2 separate regions of the Mus musculus genome follow, and region 2 is linked to region 1. A link is a loop called in an ENCODE intact Hi-C map of the cell type or tissue named here. Cell type or tissue: gastrocnemius. All regions are shown on one strand. Links, peaks and the distances in the headings refer to the core of each region. The heading gives the core; the rest is flanking DNA.

Region 1 (8,331 bases), core at 152-8,151:
CCATACACAAGACTGAACCAACCGCCCTTAACAATTAAGTAATTCAAGCTGTCTTCCCTAAGGCTGACAATTACTGTCACCTTCCTTTGGGTGGTGATATGGTGAGATAATACAGGATGGGTTCCTTTCCAGAGGCCAAAAGCCATAAGAGTAATCATATTTCATAGCTCCCGTAACCCTCCACCCAGACAATGGAGGTGTGGTATCCAGAACTAGGTCAGACATACCTGAGTTCAAACTGTGCCCTGCTACTTACTTAGCTGTATAAACCTGACCAAGGTACAGAACTCGAGAGTCTAAGTTCTTGTCTGGAAAAGAAGTACCATACCATCTATCTCAAAGACTGGCTATGGATATTAAATGAGACAATCACACAAGTCAAATCACTTGTCTAGCATCACACACGTGCTACACGATAGAGCCAGGCAATGCACCTGGGTGCTCTTACCCCAAGCTAATAATGTCAGGCTTTCCCAATCCTTTAATCCAAAAAGGCACAGACTCCCATATAGATTTGGGCACTAGGACACACCCACAGTTAGGTATGTTCTTTAATGTATAACTTTGGGCAACCTACATCACTGGTCTGTCTTCTGTTATTACACCTGTAAAATGTAGGCACTAGCACACCTTTCATAGAATGATTGTTTAGTAATGAAGAGGTTAACGAAGGCACTGAGAAGAGTACTTAGCCTAGCACTGAGGATTGTTTAGTAATGGAGAGGTTAACGAAAGCACTGAGAAGAGTACTTAGCTTAGCACCGAGGATTGTTTAGAAATGGAGAGGTTAACGAAAGCACTGGAAGAGTACTTAGCTTAGCACCGAGGATTGTTTAGAAATGGAGAGGTTAATGAAGGCACTGAGAAGAGTACTTAGCTTAGCACTGAGGACAGGCTTTGTGCTAGAATTACTTTTGATGTTCGTTAGAATTCTCTGACCTGCACTTTTAAGAGATTTTTTTTAATTGGCCTGGTTGAATCTGCTACTTGTTCTCTGGGAAGCATAGTGTATTTAAAAATACAATTTTTCGGTTCTTAATGAAAAAAATCAGTGGGATTCTAGTTAGAAAGACAGCCTTTATGAAATCAGACTGAAACAATGGTGGTAATAATAATAATAATAATAATAATAATAAGTAGTAGTAGTACTAGTAATAAATTGGCACAATTTTTCTAAGGGCTTTTAGGTTGGGAACTGTATTGCCACCCATTGGATAAATGCTATGTCTAAATGGGCAAAGGACTTGTGAAAGTTTTATGGCTTGGTTAAAAACCTTAGGGTGATATAGGTTAAAGAGATTTTATCCCCAATGCTGTTGAATAGCAGGAAGTTTATAAGTGGAAAAGGGCAGCTTTTGTGAACATGTCAGACATAAAACAAAACACCACATTAAAGGGAAGACTGGAGCGCAGATAGGGCCGCCTGGCTCCAGGGAGCCGTTCTGCAATCATGGTCACAGCTTTCTATGCATCTTGGACCCCATTTAAATTCACAATAAAAACCAAGAAAGCAAATGTACACCAGGTACTTTACTCTCGACACCTTTCTAGGTGCCCTGAAGATAGGAGGCAGACTTTCAGGGTGCAGATTAGGGGGGTGGGAAGGAGCTCATCTTACTTCATGTCTTCAGGGGGCTGCCACAGCCTCGGCACCATGTTCCAATCATGGAATTCAGAATGCAAATCTCTAGCAGATGAGACGGCTGGAAAACAGAAACTGCCACAGACCCAGAAGGCTTCCAAAGTTCTCCTCTAAACATCATCTGAGAGCCCAGGGGCTGTGAGCCCCGAGACTGGTAGCCCCGTCTTCCAACCATGGGTGAGGCCTCCTGGAAAACCTAGGCACTTCCAGATGGACTGTCAACCATTCCTTGAATATAGATCTTAATCCTTTATCTCACACGTTACATCGCTAGACATTTCATAACGGCCTTATGGCCGAGTCCTTCATTCTGAAAAAGGTGTTTGTGTATACTGACATCTAAACTGTCCATCAAATCACAGTGGTGGAGGTATCTACAACTGTCCAGAAGTTGTACTCCCTAGCTCAGTTGTTAGTTGAAAGATCTTTTATAAGTCAGACCATTACAGGAGTCTTTTAATGGACTTAGGGGTGCCCCTGGGGCATCCTGGCTGCTTCCTGGGGAGGCTTATTTCTCCCTGTGATGTTAAGGGGGAGTTCCCAAGTCTGGGTCTACTATTAAAGCAGGGACATCTGCTACCCTCCTAATATTTTCAAGGCGGCACCCCTCCTCCACCCCCTCCCAGAACTCGAGGATACTGGGAGGGCTACAAGCTGCCAGGGTGAGGAAGCAGCAGAAGGAATCTTTGTCTCCCCAACACATCCATCAGTTCCCTCCCCAGAGCCCCCACTACACACTGCACACAATCAGCAGCCCACTCCCCGCAAACGCACCAAGGCTGCAAAGATTCAGGCTCCAGTCCCTGCCTGACATTCCTCTTCCCACCCTCCTTTTAATTCACTCACTTTTTTTTTTTTAAACAAAATGTAATTACTTGACTGTCAGCCGGGGCTGCACTCTGGGGCTTTAACTCCTTTCAACACAGATGTGCGCCCAGCTTTGATGCCGCTGTACTCGCAGCTTGTCCCAGCCACAGCCGGCTCGGTAATGTAACATTCAAGTGCATATTTATTTTTAAACTGACCTCTCCTAGACGGTGCAGTATAAAGCAGGTCCTGCCAAAAAATATGCTACTTTCTATTTATAAGATGAAACACATGCCTTCCCTCCCAAAGGCGAGAGCGGGGTGGAGTATAATAATTCATAAAGAAAAAAACTGACTGGCCGGATCCATTCGTCCTCGCATGGCTGTGTCAAGATACTTAGTGAGAAGGAAGAGAAAAGAAGAGGAAGAAGAGCAATAGCAGGAGGAAGAGGAGGAGGAGAGGCAGGAGGAGAAGGAGAGGGGAAGGAGGAGGAAGAGGGAGTAAAGATCTTGTAAACGCTTCAGTTGTTCAGAAACCGCAGTCGAGAAAGAAAAAAAAAATTTTTTTCCCCCAACTGCCAGATCTGCAGGTTGGAGCCTCAGCTACAATGTGCTGCCTCTGTCAGTTCGGAAACTGCCAAGCTGCGCGGTGCACTCTCGCGCCGCGCCGCATCGGTGCAAACACACAACTAGAGGGCCGCGGTAGCCAAGTGCGGTTTGTTCTGCTGGAAAAACGCAACACGCGCCCAGAATGGCTGTCAATGGCCTGGAGGGGGCCGTGCTGACTGCAGCCCCACCCTAAAGAAGTAGGTGGCAGAGCTCCGCGTCCTGATCCCCCCTCCCGGACGTCAAGCATGATGTCCCCTTTGATCCTCTAAACATCAGCTCAACCAGGCGGTGCGGTAGATTATCCTCGCACCCTCTAAGTCTTCCAAGGCCACCATCTGCACTAGCTGGAAGGGGGCTTAGGTTGAGGGTCGGACAGTCTTACAGGTGGAGAGACAGCCTGGGTCACACACTCACCAGCAGTCTCTAAGGCTCCTAGCTTCTGCCCGGAGGGCCGGGCGTCGGCCCGGGTCGCCTCCCGAGGGCGCAACAGTCCTCGCTGGTGCGCGCAGAACCAGAGGGGCGGCAACGGTTCACCGCAGAATCTGCTCCGGGACTGCGCGCGGCGTCTCCCGGGAGGCAGCCGCTGCGGAACTGGGTTGTCGGTGAGCGTCCCGCTGCTGTGCTCCCAGCGGCAGTTGGAAGCGCCCGCGACACTGTGCGCGCGGCTGCCGGACGCCGGGCCTCAACCTGCCGAGGGCGGGGCGCAGGACGCAGGGCGGGGCCGGCGCGGGGCGGGGCGGGGCTGTGAGGCCAGGGCAGGGCGGGGAGAAGGGTGCGGGCCGACCTGGACCGTCCCTCCGTTGTACCTGTCCCCCACCTCCCCACCACCCCCAGACCCGCAGGACTGGAGGCGAGGCTGCGGACTCTTGGAGGACAAAGGCTACCCACTGTCACCTCCCAGTTCCACCCCTTCCCAGTGGTGGCTTCTCTCAGAGGCAATGCCGGCTGGGGCTCCCTCAGGCACAAAGAAAAGTGGCGGGGTGCTCCCTTTAAAGAGGGGACCCCAGAGCGTTGCTGTCCGTACGGTGCGGGAGAACAATGGGACTCCGCCCGCACCCGGGACCCTCGTGCTCACCCTCGTGTCCCCGCCTTTCCCTGTCCTACCTAACCCACCTAGCAGTGCGGGGCTTCGCAGCGGAGGAAGGGGACCTGCGCGGGGAAGAAGGGCCACCTGACCGGGTCGCCGCAGCGCGGCCGCAGCTCCCTGGGGACCCCCTGGCAGCTGTAGCTCTCGGGAGGGAAAAGGAGGGTCGCGTGCTGTCAACGTGCAGCCGGCTCCCCTTGCAAGCTGTCGCCAAAACCTGGAGCGCGGATCTGACGCGCGGGAGACGCGGGGTGGAGGCTGAGAGCCTGCGGGACGCAGAGAAACGCAGACGCAGCAGGTTTTTCCTGTCGGGAGGGTGACGTCTCCTCCCCCTCCAGGTCTGTCAGAGATTGACCTAAAGCTGCGGAAGCGGGTGGCGGCTCTCCGGGACGCTCTGCGAGGCGGCGCAAGTGGCGCAGCTGCTGCTGCTCCGGACCGTAAAATTCCGCCCGTGGCGACACCTGCACCTGTCGGTCACCCAGCCAGGGCCTCAGGACGACCCGCCCCTCTGTCCCTGGACCTCTGTAGGAACCCAGAGAATTAATGTTAATTGTCTTAATTGGTCGCCCTCTCTTCCTTCTCCCTTAGTCCGCCAGGTTGGAGACAGGAAAAGGTGGTGTTTTCCGGCGTTGATGTCCCCCGCCGGCTTGGTTGACCTGGAAAAGGAGCTAGAACCCCGAGTAGTCGCACGCTCCAGGTCTGGCCCCAACCCTGGGACTCTCAGGTTGCCTGGAAATCCTGGCACAAAGCAGAGCCCCTCCTGGAGACCTTGGCTTCCCTGGGCGCTATCGGGGTCATCACAAGGGTGCCCCCAATCTGAATCGCTCTGAAACCTTAGACCGGGTGCACTTTAAGCCCAGGTCCTAAACCACGGTCGACGTTAAGATGAATTTAAAAAGGAAGCGGACACAACTGTTGGGGAAAGCAAAATACTTGGGTGGAGTGTTAAAAGCCTCAAAGAAAATAATAGTTGGCAGGTTAAACGGCCATGAGGTCGGAAGTCAAATACAAAACCGCAGAAGTGATACCAGAATTTTGACAAGCAAAACAGTCGGTGAAGATAAGGGACCCGGCACTGTTTCCCTTCTCCGAATGACCGACTGCTCCGAAGTTGCCTTTGGCAGATACCTGGGTTCCACTCCGAATTCCTCAGAGTTTTACTTGGGGTTCATATTTCAAAATATATGTTCCATTTGGCACTAATGTATATATTTTATATATGAATTTATTGAAAAATATTAAATGTTACTGGCCTAGTTAGATAAAGGTATTTTTATAAATATTTATGCACAGCTTTCATTACATATGGTATTTTTAAAAGTACAAATATGCATGTATATACATTTATGAAATGCTGTATGAAAATTCCTTTTTTACGCATAAAAGCATTCCTTACACATATGTCATGTGTGTGATTTTTAAAATTCGTTCTATTGTTAGCTGCCATTAAATGCAGTCCATTTCCACGTGTCTAAGTAAATAATTTCTTTTACAGTTTGTGCAAACATAGGGTGGCAGGTGGCTATAAGTTAAAACTTTTATGCCAAAACTCTGTTTTCATTCTTATGAGCTGTTTCTGTTTCACGTAGAGGTGGTTTCTTTCTATATGAGGTTTTAAACAAGTCTTTACCATTGAGCCCTAGACAGTGCATGTGTAACCTACCTCTTCAAGGGTTTCTGGTAGTGCTGACTTGATCCATCCTGGCTTCCCTGAGGCTGTGTTATTTTATTTGTGCTGAACACCTTCAGTGAGGAAAAAAGCCCTCATGTTGCGAATTTTCTTTCCAAATGAGTTCATTTCCTGATTTAGTCATGGCAGCCTTTTGGTTCCGTGGGTTTAGATTTTGTTAACTTCAGGAGGCTCTCCTGCTAAGCAGAAAGGAAAACTTCGCTTCGTGACGACTGAGACTTCTGAGACTGTATTTCAGAGAGGGTTAGCCTTGGGAAAAAATCAGTGGGAATCTTGGAAGTCTAGGACTAATAGCTATAGCACGCAGGGCCTACGGATGAGTCCCTATCATCTCTTTGACTTCCCACTGAAGCTAGACTAGTGTTGGTTTCCCCTAGGATGGAGTAGGGAGAACTGTCACGTGGCTTCTGTTCATGGCTGCCTTGCCAATACTTGCTCTCACTTGTCTTCATCCCACCATATGAGACTCCAAGCTGCCCTTCAGTTTATGCCTGCTGAGCCCTGCCCTCTATCTGTCCAGGACACTTCTTCCCCCAAAGCTTCAAAGCCTCCTTTCTCCCTTCATTAAGATCTTTTTTTTTTCAAATAAGACTTCAAGGGTGAGACTTTCCCTCCCCTAAAATAGCAGTCCCACCCAAATTCCCTTTCCCTGAATAAAGCAGGAAGAATAGTTTCTTCATGACCTGACATGACATCATATGTATTTATAGTGTTGGTTATGGCCTGTTTTCTGCGATGCATGGATGGATGGGCATGAAGTACTTTGTAGCTTCTGTACCTAAAACAGGGCCTGGCACGTAATAATAACAATAATATCTGTTGAATAAAAAGTCCTTAATAGCAATCAGCCATGAGTCTAAGAGCCTTATTTACAAACTCTATAGCACAGGATAATATTATATTAAACATTCCTGGGATAGACCGCACAACTGCTGAAACCAAAATTTCAGTCCCTTTACTTTAGTCTAACTGAAGGAGAAACACAAAACACATGGAACGTTTTAAGTTCTAAAACTCAAACATTTGAAAGGAAAGCTTACAAAAAAGCGTCTTTGTAGTCCATGTATAATGCATAACTATTTTTCTTCTGGCAAAGCTGAAATGTACTCGTGTGTGCTCAGCTGGGGTTTTCCTCCTAAAATGCCACATTCGGGTTGAACTGAAGCATATATGTTCCCCATTATCCCCCCCCCCCAAGTTAGATCTGAGGGGGGCGGTGCCAGTAAGAAACTGCAAGGTTGAGACTTTTTGTTTGAAGGTGCTGGGGATGAAGCCCAGGGCACATACTAGGCACACAGCCTATCACTGAGCTACGCTCCCAGCTTGATTACAATGTTTCAAGTGCGGCTCTAGCTGCAGCTTAGGTGTTCCCCTCGCTCACAAACTTTAGCTACACCTGAGAGGAACTCTATACAGTCACCAGTGGGAATGAATTGCCTTCACTAGTTGCCAAATAGCTTAGAAATTTTCTAACTAGCAATTTCCTTGTAAATAAAGAAACTCAAGTCACCTTTTGGTTAAGAGCCTGAGCTTCACCTAATCCGACCGAGCAGGAAATGGTATATTGGAAACTATGGTAGCATGCAAACGGCAGGCCTGGTTTACGGGTTTAAGCAGGGCAGAAGGTCAGCCTGGAACTTTGAAGACAATTTGTGTGAGATTACTAACCATGGCCCAGCACTAATTCAATCATGGATAAGACCTTCAGCTATAGACATAGGTGTAATCGATCTGATGGTTAGTGGAAATTGGTGACTGATGAAGAGCATTGCCTAAGATTTATATAGCCTTCGCTACTCTTAATCATCCTTTTACGTGTAGCTCACGCCATCCTCATTTCAGGTTGCGTTGTCTGTACTGGGTAGTAAGGTGCTAAGGCCTGTAATTTGCAAGCTGACAACTTAAAAACAAGCAAAACCAACCTTTCAGTTTCCACTCTTCACTTTGAGGCAACTTAAAAGGCTTTTTTGGGCATTGAGTCATTCTACAGGAGACTCCCTTCCCCAGCTTTGAGAGGATAGTTGATTGAATCATTGCTACCAGGTCTCTCTGGGTAGGTTTTCTCTCCAGGTATCCCTATGTCTGCTTCCTAGTTGTCTCCAGGCTTCTGCTAGCTCCCCAGAGATGAAGTCTGGTTCCTTTTCATCCGTTTACCCTCTCATCCTTCTCCATAGGACTTAACACCTGACACATTGATCATATGTCTGTTTCATGTCCCCTGTGGCCCGACATCGGAACATAAACTGCAGAAGGACAGAAACATTGTGTGTTTCACTGCTACGCCCTGACCCCTCGATCAGTGCTCGGCACATATCGGGAATTTAAGCAGTTTTTTAAAAAGCGAATAAATCCCAGTACTTGGTACCGGGCACGTGGTATTTATTGAATGCAACGATGTTTTGATGAGCAAGTGACAGGACAGATCTGCGATCCACTCTAGGCTATAGAGATAGTGCTCTCTTGCTTTATAGAGATCTCAGTCCCCACCAATTCTTTCTGA
Region 2 (8,331 bases), core at 107-8,106, 150 kb before region 1:
TGCTCAAGAATGTTATAAAGCTATCCATGTAAGGTGAGAAATTAGCTACTTTTCATGATAAAATAATACAACCAAGACAACTTTTATAAAAGAAAGCGTTTAATTAAGGGCTTATGGTTCAGAGGGTGACTGCATGGCCAATGTGGCTGTAGGTAGGCATGGCACTGAAGGAGTAGCTGAAACTAGCATGAGGCAATGAGCAAGAGGCAGAGAAACCTAACTGAGAATGATGTCGGCTTGGAAAGCCTCTAAGCTGACTCCTCAGTGACACACCTCCTCCAACGAGGCCACACCCCTAATCCTTCCAAAACAGTTCCACCAACTAGGGAGTAAACATTCAGATCCATGAGACTATGGGGATCACTACCATTTAAACGACCACAAGAGAGATCAGAGGACTGAAGCTTGATCTGAGACAGTAAGGAGTGGTTTTCAGTCCTGTGAAGGCGTGGCTAGGGAGGAGAGAAAGAAGAAAATGGGTGATGGCCACTTGGTCATTTGTGGAGTCTTCAGGTTCAGCTCTATTCTTTGGTTCTACAGTTTATGTACTTTCAATACTAAGGCCCCACTTCTCTTGCACCTATGGTTCTAAGACCTTGACTTTTGAGAAACCCTCTCTCATTGGCTGACAGACACCTCTGCTAACAGAGGCATCCTGCTGTCCTTTGGCTGAAAAATTAAATGAAGGAGTTCCAAAGCTCAAGTGAAAACATAAATTCTAAGAGTTAATCAATTCTTGTGCTCTATTTTTAAAAATTATATCTTTACTTTTATTTTATGTGTGTGAGTATTTACCTATGAGTGTGTGTGTGTGTGTGTGTGTGTGTGTGTGTGTGTACCACTTGTGTGCAGTGTGTGTGAAGGCCAGAAGAGGGCACCAGATCTCCTGAAACCAGAGTTACATCTAGATGGTTGTAAGGTGCCATCTGGGTGCTTGGGAACTGAGCCCAGGTCCTCTGCATGTGATCTTAACTCCTGAGCCATCTCTCTAGTCCCCACCCCAGGTGTCTTCTTGAAGGAACCTTCAGCTATTCCAGCTAAAAGGATTTTCTGTCCTTCCAACTGTCTGCCTTTTCTATATAAGCAGCTACCTCATATTTACTGGTAACAAATCCCTTTCCTTCTGAAGTTAACCAGAGCCAGTTTCCATGGCTTTCAGCTCAAGGTCCTACTGCTACAATAAGAATGGAGAAAAACAAATGAAGCAATAGCCTTGGAGACTGGAACATGTGGGAAGCCATAGAGATGGAACAGTTAGGAGCCATGTTTGGAGAGATGACAAGAAATATCAAAGAAATGAGAGATAAGGCTATACTCTGTGTCAACATAAATGGATTCTGTTTATTTAGTGGGAGTGTGAAACAAGAACCAGTTGGTGCCTTTAATCCCAGCACTGGGGAGGCAGAGGCAGGCGGATATCTGAATTCGAGACCAGCCTGGTCTACAGAGTGAGTTCCAGGACAGCCAGGGCTATACAGAGAAACCCTGTCTCAAAAAAAAGAAAAGAAAAAAACCAAAAAAAACAAAACAAAACAAAAAACCAAAAAAAAAAACCAACCAACCAAACAAACAAACAAAAAACAACAACAAAAAAAAAAAGAAAAAAGAAAAAAGAAAAAAAGAAAAGAACCAGTTGGGCCCATTAGTGGATTATGGGAGAGTCAAGGAACTCCCAGAATTCCAAAGGAGGCACAATCTCATGAGTAGAACATGGGAAACTCACTGCTTTATGTGAACATAAAGGGCTGGCGAAGTGGACCTGGATATGTTGCTGTCAGTGTAGCTCAGGAGGCAGAGTGTATGCCCAAGAATTTAGCATGTGCAAGGTCCTGAGTACAATCACCTGAACCAAAGGAAGACTAAGGAACAAAGAAAACAATGACCATCAGTCTATAATGTAGACCACAGATGTCTGCAAAGTGTTGTTTTGTGGATACGTGGCTTGCTGCATCTTCGACACACACCTGCAGAGAGATGGGTGAGCCTGGTTGTTACAGCCAGAACATTGTCTACTCCAGGCCTCAGATAGCCAAGCAACAGACTTTCCTTGAGCCACAAAGAATCTTTTTTGAAAAAGATGATTCACATAACTTCTTGGGGGAGGGGAGGGATACTCAACTCAGTCCAACGGAGGATTAAGGCTTGTCTAGCAGATTTGCTTCACTGAAAATTAATATGCTAGCAGTTTGGGCTCTTGGTGACTCTTGAATAATTAGTTAACATGAGTTTACTTCCGAAATACTGACTGAATTCTGAGCTTATGGATGTGAAGAGAAGGCTGTAGACTGGGGTGTTCTTTCATTTAGGTAATATCATGAATGAGAAGTTCTTTGTATTTTCCATTAAAATGTTTCTTTTCTGTTTTAGCTTGTAGTCTGAGTGTGCTCACCCTCAGGTTTTTTTTTGGAAAATGGCATAAAAGAAGTCTGGAAGAGCATTGCTATGAGAACCTGGGGAAAGCTGAGGAGAACCATATGAAGCAACCACAGCACATAGAGTTTGAAAATGGCGAATCTGGACTAAACCGGGTTCGCAGAATTTCCAGGACTTGTCGGACAGGAAGGGCAAGGGGCTGGATTAAGGGTTTAAAGGGATGTCTTGTCATTTTTTTCCATTAGATAGCTTTGTCCAAGGGCTGTCCTGCAATGTCCCAGGCAAGGCTGCAATGGTTAAAATTGTGCATGTGAAACACAGACTTTGAACCACATTAGTGCTGTCAGCTCATTGGACAAAACTATAAATTCTCTCAGAGATTCAGCAACATATTGGATATATTGAAATGAATCCATTGGAGCCACACACGGACATCTGCACACGTGACGAATCCGTAAACTGTACTGTGAGCGTTAGGAGAGGAAGGTCGGCAGTGCAGGCAGACATCTGTGTTCTATTCTCCCGGCAAGACCTTGCTCAGGCTTTTGCGATGCTGGACGTGGACAGAGCTCTGAAACACGACCTTAGTTAATCTTTATAATCTGATGTGTTGCTGATGGCACCCCTGGCTGAACTTGAGGAAGCCTCACAACCAGGTCACTCTTTTATTATGATTCACTATCCGAAATTTAGAAGAGGCAGTGACTATAATAGCCAGTGACAGAACCCAGAGAATTTCAAGTTCTTCCTGGCTGCCGAGTTACATTCCCCTCTAGGGGAAGCCAGAGTTGCCAGCTACATTAATGAAAATCACAAACCTTTTAGGAGAATAACCCCGAGGCATTGCTGATAAGAAACCCCAGAGGCTCACAATATACCTCACTTCTGGATTCATAGTTAAAATTGTTCCTTTTGTTTTAAATATTCCTTTTAAAAGAAGGCTCTGTGAGCTGGCTTTGTGGCTTTTCACAGTCTAGAGTGGAATAAATGGTTGTGTGGTTGGTTATGTGATAGATTGAGGGTTATTACCACAATCTATCTTGATGCCGGAGAGCAGATTTTCTGTTGCCGATTGGCCCAGCGGTTATAAAAGTCAGCAGTTCACATCTGACTGTGGAGCCCCAGCTGTGGAGGTTTGGAAACCTGTCTGACCCAATGATTAATTTGAGCTGATCAATAACTTGTTCTCAGAACACAAAGAAAGCTTTGTGCTGCACAGCTGACCGGCTCTGCTGGAGGAACATTCTGGAGAATGTGCTACAGCCCTGAAGAGAGAAATCAGAAAGGCCATGTAGACACTGTTGATGAAAAATACCATGCTTTTATTCACTCTGTGGGGTTGAACTTACCCCAAGGACATGAAATTGCTTACTTTAAGTAAGCATTCTCTTTGGTTTGATTATCAATAATGTGTTTGGCATATGATATATGTATATATCCTTAATTTTATTAGAAAACAGCATAAGGCTTCTAGATTTGGGATTTTAAAAAATTATTTAAATATTGCATTTATTTTTATTTATGCCTGCATATCTGTTTATCTGTAGGACACATGCATGCAGTACCTGTGTAGACCAGAAGATGGCATCAGATCTTCTGAGACTCAAGTTCCAAGATGGTTGTGAGCCAACATTATGAATGCTGGGAACCAAACCTGGGTCCTTAGCAACAGCAGCGAGTGCTCTTAGCCATGGATCTTTCTCTCCAGACCTCAGTTTCAGACATTAAAAGGTTCACTGATTCTTTCATGCAATTCAGCACAGATAGAATTCACAGGGGCCCCCAATTTCCTGAGTTTTAACATCCAGCTCAGAGCCTCTCGACTTCTTTGTACTCAGTAATGATTTCTGCAAAATAGAGATTTTGACTGCACATCACCAAATACACTGAATGTCCCTGTTTCTATTATAAACCCATGAGCCACAGTGTCCCTTAAGCTATATGCAGTTGTTGGCAGTGTCACCATCTGGGAAGGAGGTTTATGTTCCCGCCCATTTACTGTCCTACGTTAATGGAGAGAGGAGACCTGGATTCCACTAAGCATACTATCTCTTATTGAATACTGTACTTTTTACCACTTGTTTTAAATTTGTCATTTTTTTGTGTTGTACAGGACCCCACAAACCCATGAATTTCAGCACTCCATCTGGTACATATGGCCAGAGTGGTGTGTTTTACTCTGTTGTAGCAAAAATAAATTTTGTACGTAGATGAAAACTTGGCAGCATGTTTACATGCCTTGGCACACTGCCTTTGTGCAATGTTGGCACTGTGGGTTATTATAAATCAAGTAAACAGGATTTGTGCCTTGGTTTCCCCTTTTATAGTTATAAATAAATTTGATTTTCATCAATATATACAAGTAAGCATCTTGAAATGGCAAATATCATCTGCTATGTAGCTTTGGAACAAGCCAGAGTCCCTAGGAAGCAGGCTCTAACACAGAGAGAAGCTCACTGGAAAGGCACTATGGAAAGTTCTTGAGGTCAACCATATGGAGGAAATAGATCAAGGAGTCCATGACACAAAGCTCAGCCATCCTGTAGGAAATTCTGAGGTCCTTCAGAGTTTCATGCAATTGGAGTGATGGGCAAAAGTTTTATCCAGGTTGCCTAGTCATTGAGTAAATGTCTCCCTACAAGGACTGAGATTTGTTCGAGATGGTGTTTTTTAGTCAGATCAATTAGCAGAGAGCTATCATTTTCCCAGCAGATAGGGATCCAATCCTTTATTCCTGACGTGGGGATGCAGAGAGCTCAGTGCTGCGCAGACGGACAGACCCAAAGTAGGAGCAGCTCCTATCTATACCTTTGTTTACTTTCATCGTGGCTGGTGAAGACAGAATTTTGGCATGAATGAGCACAATGAGAAGTCTTCCTCGTTACCTTCATAACTGCCACACAGACGTCTAGCACACTGTGATGTTGTAGATCTGTACTGAGCAACTTTAGTGGGGAAAGGACAGGGCAGGAATCTTTTTGGAACTTGGTTAATCTTCTTGCCCTTAGTGAGCCGTTTCTACTCGGTATGCCCAGGGCTACATAATCCAGTTGCATTTCATCTATAATGGTGAGGTCTTGACAAATGGAAGTGGACCATTGGCACCTCTGTATCTCTTAGGATTTAGTTGTATACACAAAAATGGTCTGATATTTAAAAAAAAAAGAAGGCATTGCATTTGTACTGATATGTTCCCGGGAGAGTCTTGAAAGGGCACAGTACTCCTAATCGTCTTTGTACATCATTGAAATTTCTGCTTATTATTAGAAAATTTCACACGTGTCTATAATGTATCTTCATCATATTCTATTCTTACCCTCTAAAGTCCTCTTAGGTCATCCCAACATTTCTCTTTCCCAACTTCATATCCCTCCTCTCTTTCTCTCTCTCTTCTTTCCCATCCTTCCCCTTCTTTTTCTTTCTTTCTCTCTTTCTCCCTTCCTTTCTCTCTCTCTTTCTCTCTTTCTTTCTTTCTTTCTTTCTTTCTTTCTTTCTCTCTTCCTCTCTTTCTCTTTCTCTCTTTCTCCCTTCCTCTCTCTCTCTTTCTTTCTTTCTTTCTCTCTCTCTCTCTTTCTTTCTTTCTCTCTCTCTCTTTCTCCCTTCCTCCCTTTCTTTCTTTCTTTCTTTCTTTCTTTCTTTCTTTCTTTCTTTCTTTCTTTCTTTCTTTCTTTCTTTCTTTCTTTCCTTCCTTCCTCCCTCCCTCCCTTCTTTCTTCCTTCCTTTCTTTCTTTCTTTCTTTCTTTCTTTCTTTCTTTCTTTCTTTCTTTCTTTCTTTCTTTCTCTCTTTCTCTCTTTCTCCCTTCCTCCCTCCCTCCCTCCCTTTCTTCCTTCCTTCCTTTCTTTCTTTCTTTCTTTCTTTCTTTCTTTCTTTCTTTCTTTCTTTCTTTCTTTCTTTCTTTCTTTCTTCCTTCCCTCCCTCCCTCCCTCCCTCCCTCCCTCCCTCCCTCCTTTCTTTCTTTCTTTCTTTCTTTCTTTCTTTCTTTCTTTCTTTCTTTCTTTCTTTCTTTCTTTCTTTCTTTCTTTCTCTCTTCCTTTCTCTCTCTCTTTTCTGTCTGTCTTTCCTTTCTTCTTCCCTCCTCCTCTTTTTCTTCTTCCATGCTTTCTTTTCTTTTTTTTCTTCTTTCATTTTTTTTCTCTTTCTTTAGAAAACACAGCCAACTGAGTTCAGTTAGCACCACCCATGACACACAGATGAGAGCTAACTATTGGGGCATAAGCAACCAACCAATAACCACACCCTAAAGAGAAATGTCTCTTCCTCCACTAGCAGTCAGGAGCTGTCAATATTTCCTCCGCTGGGCTTGGGCCTCAGGTGGGTGCTCCTGTCTCTTTCATCTCTCCTGGAATTTTAACTAGCTTGATATTGTTGCAGGCATTGAGCAGGTAACCATATATTTTATGTGAGTTTTTCTGTAAATGACACATCATATCCATAAGAGAGATTTTCACAGTACTCCTTCCTATTCTGTAGCTTTTACATTCTTTCCATCCTCATCCACAATCATCCTTGAACCTTGGGGTGGAGGAGGTTGGTATAGACATCCCACCTATAACTAGCGTCCACAGTCACTTACTTTCAGCACTTTGACCAGTCGAGTCACTGCTTAAAACTCCCTATTGTAAGAGGAAGCTTCTTTGACCAAGGTTTTCATGATAATAGGGTGGTTCTCTTGCAGAGTGTTATTTATTTCTGTGAGCCTGGTTATTCTCTTATGATCTTGTTTAGCTGGTTCCTCATCATGTGTTATGGCTGGAATCTGAATAATCTTCCATAGGTTCGTGTTTTGAAGGCGTGTTCCCCAACCGATGACACTATTTGGAAGAACCTATGAAACCTTACTTCAGAAGGTGGGATTGAACTGGCTTAGCCAAAGTCGATTGCAAGAGGTGGGTGTTTGAAGGGTGTGTTGAGTCTCTGGTTCCTCTCCTGCTTTTTCTGCTTCTTTGCTTACAGTGATAGCAACGGCCTCTGTCCACACTCCCACCATCACACCCTGACCCATGACACTAGGACCTTCCTTACTCTGGTGTACTAAAACCATGAGCTAAAAGGAAATGCTTCCTCCCTTAAGCTGTTGACAACCAACAATATAAGAATACAAAATAAAATACAAAATAACTAATTCATCAGCCTAGAAACTCTGGCAGGAAGGCCTGATAAGATTCAAGTTGAACATCTATGCAAGAATGACAGATTTATAACCATTCTGGAAAACAAAATGTTGTAAAATGCATCTTGAAATTTTAATATATGAAGTCATGATTGGCCTGAGACACTGTTGGTTTGAAAATGAAAGTTGTAGTGTTAGATTTTAAACCATTCTCTCATCAACTCATAGAAAAACCATGGGAAAATAATAAGTAAAAGTACAGGGTCTCAATAAGACCACCTGATATGATTGAAAGTTATAGGACATTATATCCTTGCACTGAAGAATAAACATCCTCTTCAAGTGTACATGGCATGCCTAACAAAATAAGTCATGTCTGTTATTTCTCATATGTCAGAAATGGATAAAGATTGATATTAGGCAAATCATAGTCTGCCACAGTGGCATCTATTTGTACATCAACAATTATAAAGTATTTGGGAAACCCCCAACAGTTTAGAAATTTAATATTTCTACATAATTTCTATAATGAGTAAGTCCCAAAGCAAACCACATAATATCTTAAGCTAAAAGAAAAGAGTACACGCTGTCAGAATTTGTAGAGAAGATTTAAAAGTGATGCTCCTAAGGAAAACTTAGAGCTTTTAAGTGCTTACCTTATGTTTAAAAAGTCAAAATACAATAAATAAGGACACATGTTTAAGAAGACACTAAATGAAGAGTGGAATAAGTCTCAAGTTAGTGGAAGGAAGTGGTTTAAAAACAGTAGCAGGAATAAAAATATGAGAAAACATAACACTTGGGGATCCTTGGTGGGACAGTAAAGGGTCAATTAACCTTGTAAAAT

The links. A loop is a pair of places that touch in the nucleus more often than their neighbours do. Peaks named below come from ENCODE experiments on the same cell type or tissue, not always from the same donor. Only the 100,000 strongest peaks of a DNase experiment are listed, where the experiment ranks them.
Region 2: it touches region 1 in a loop (1.8-fold over the local background); 2 of 42 quality-filtered maps call a loop at or near these places.

Annotation. Positions count from the first base shown.
Region 1 is chr17:79,351,346-79,359,676 of GRCm38, forward strand. Cdc42ep3 (CDC42 effector protein (Rho GTPase binding) 3) reads right to left here and starts at 3,746. Exons shown (of 2, transcript NM_026514.3): 1 at 3,472-3,746. Gm17315 (predicted gene, 17315) reads left to right here and starts at 3,354. Exons shown (of 2, transcript NR_165822.1): 1 at 3,354-3,659; 2 at 4,480-6,675. In gastrocnemius, for the core only: a CTCF peak has its summit at 3,517 (motif pointing right); DNase peaks (open chromatin) are centred at 2,292, 3,232, 3,758, 4,406 and 1 more place; H3K4me3 peaks cover 5,079 bases; H3K27ac peaks cover 6,242 bases.
Region 2 is chr17:79,202,805-79,211,135 of GRCm38, forward strand. No RefSeq gene overlaps it. Among named protein-coding and RNA genes, the nearest start is that of Gm17315, 150 kb to the right of the region's middle. In gastrocnemius, for the core only: a CTCF peak has its summit at 3,935 (motif pointing right); no DNase peak of the experiment used is centred there.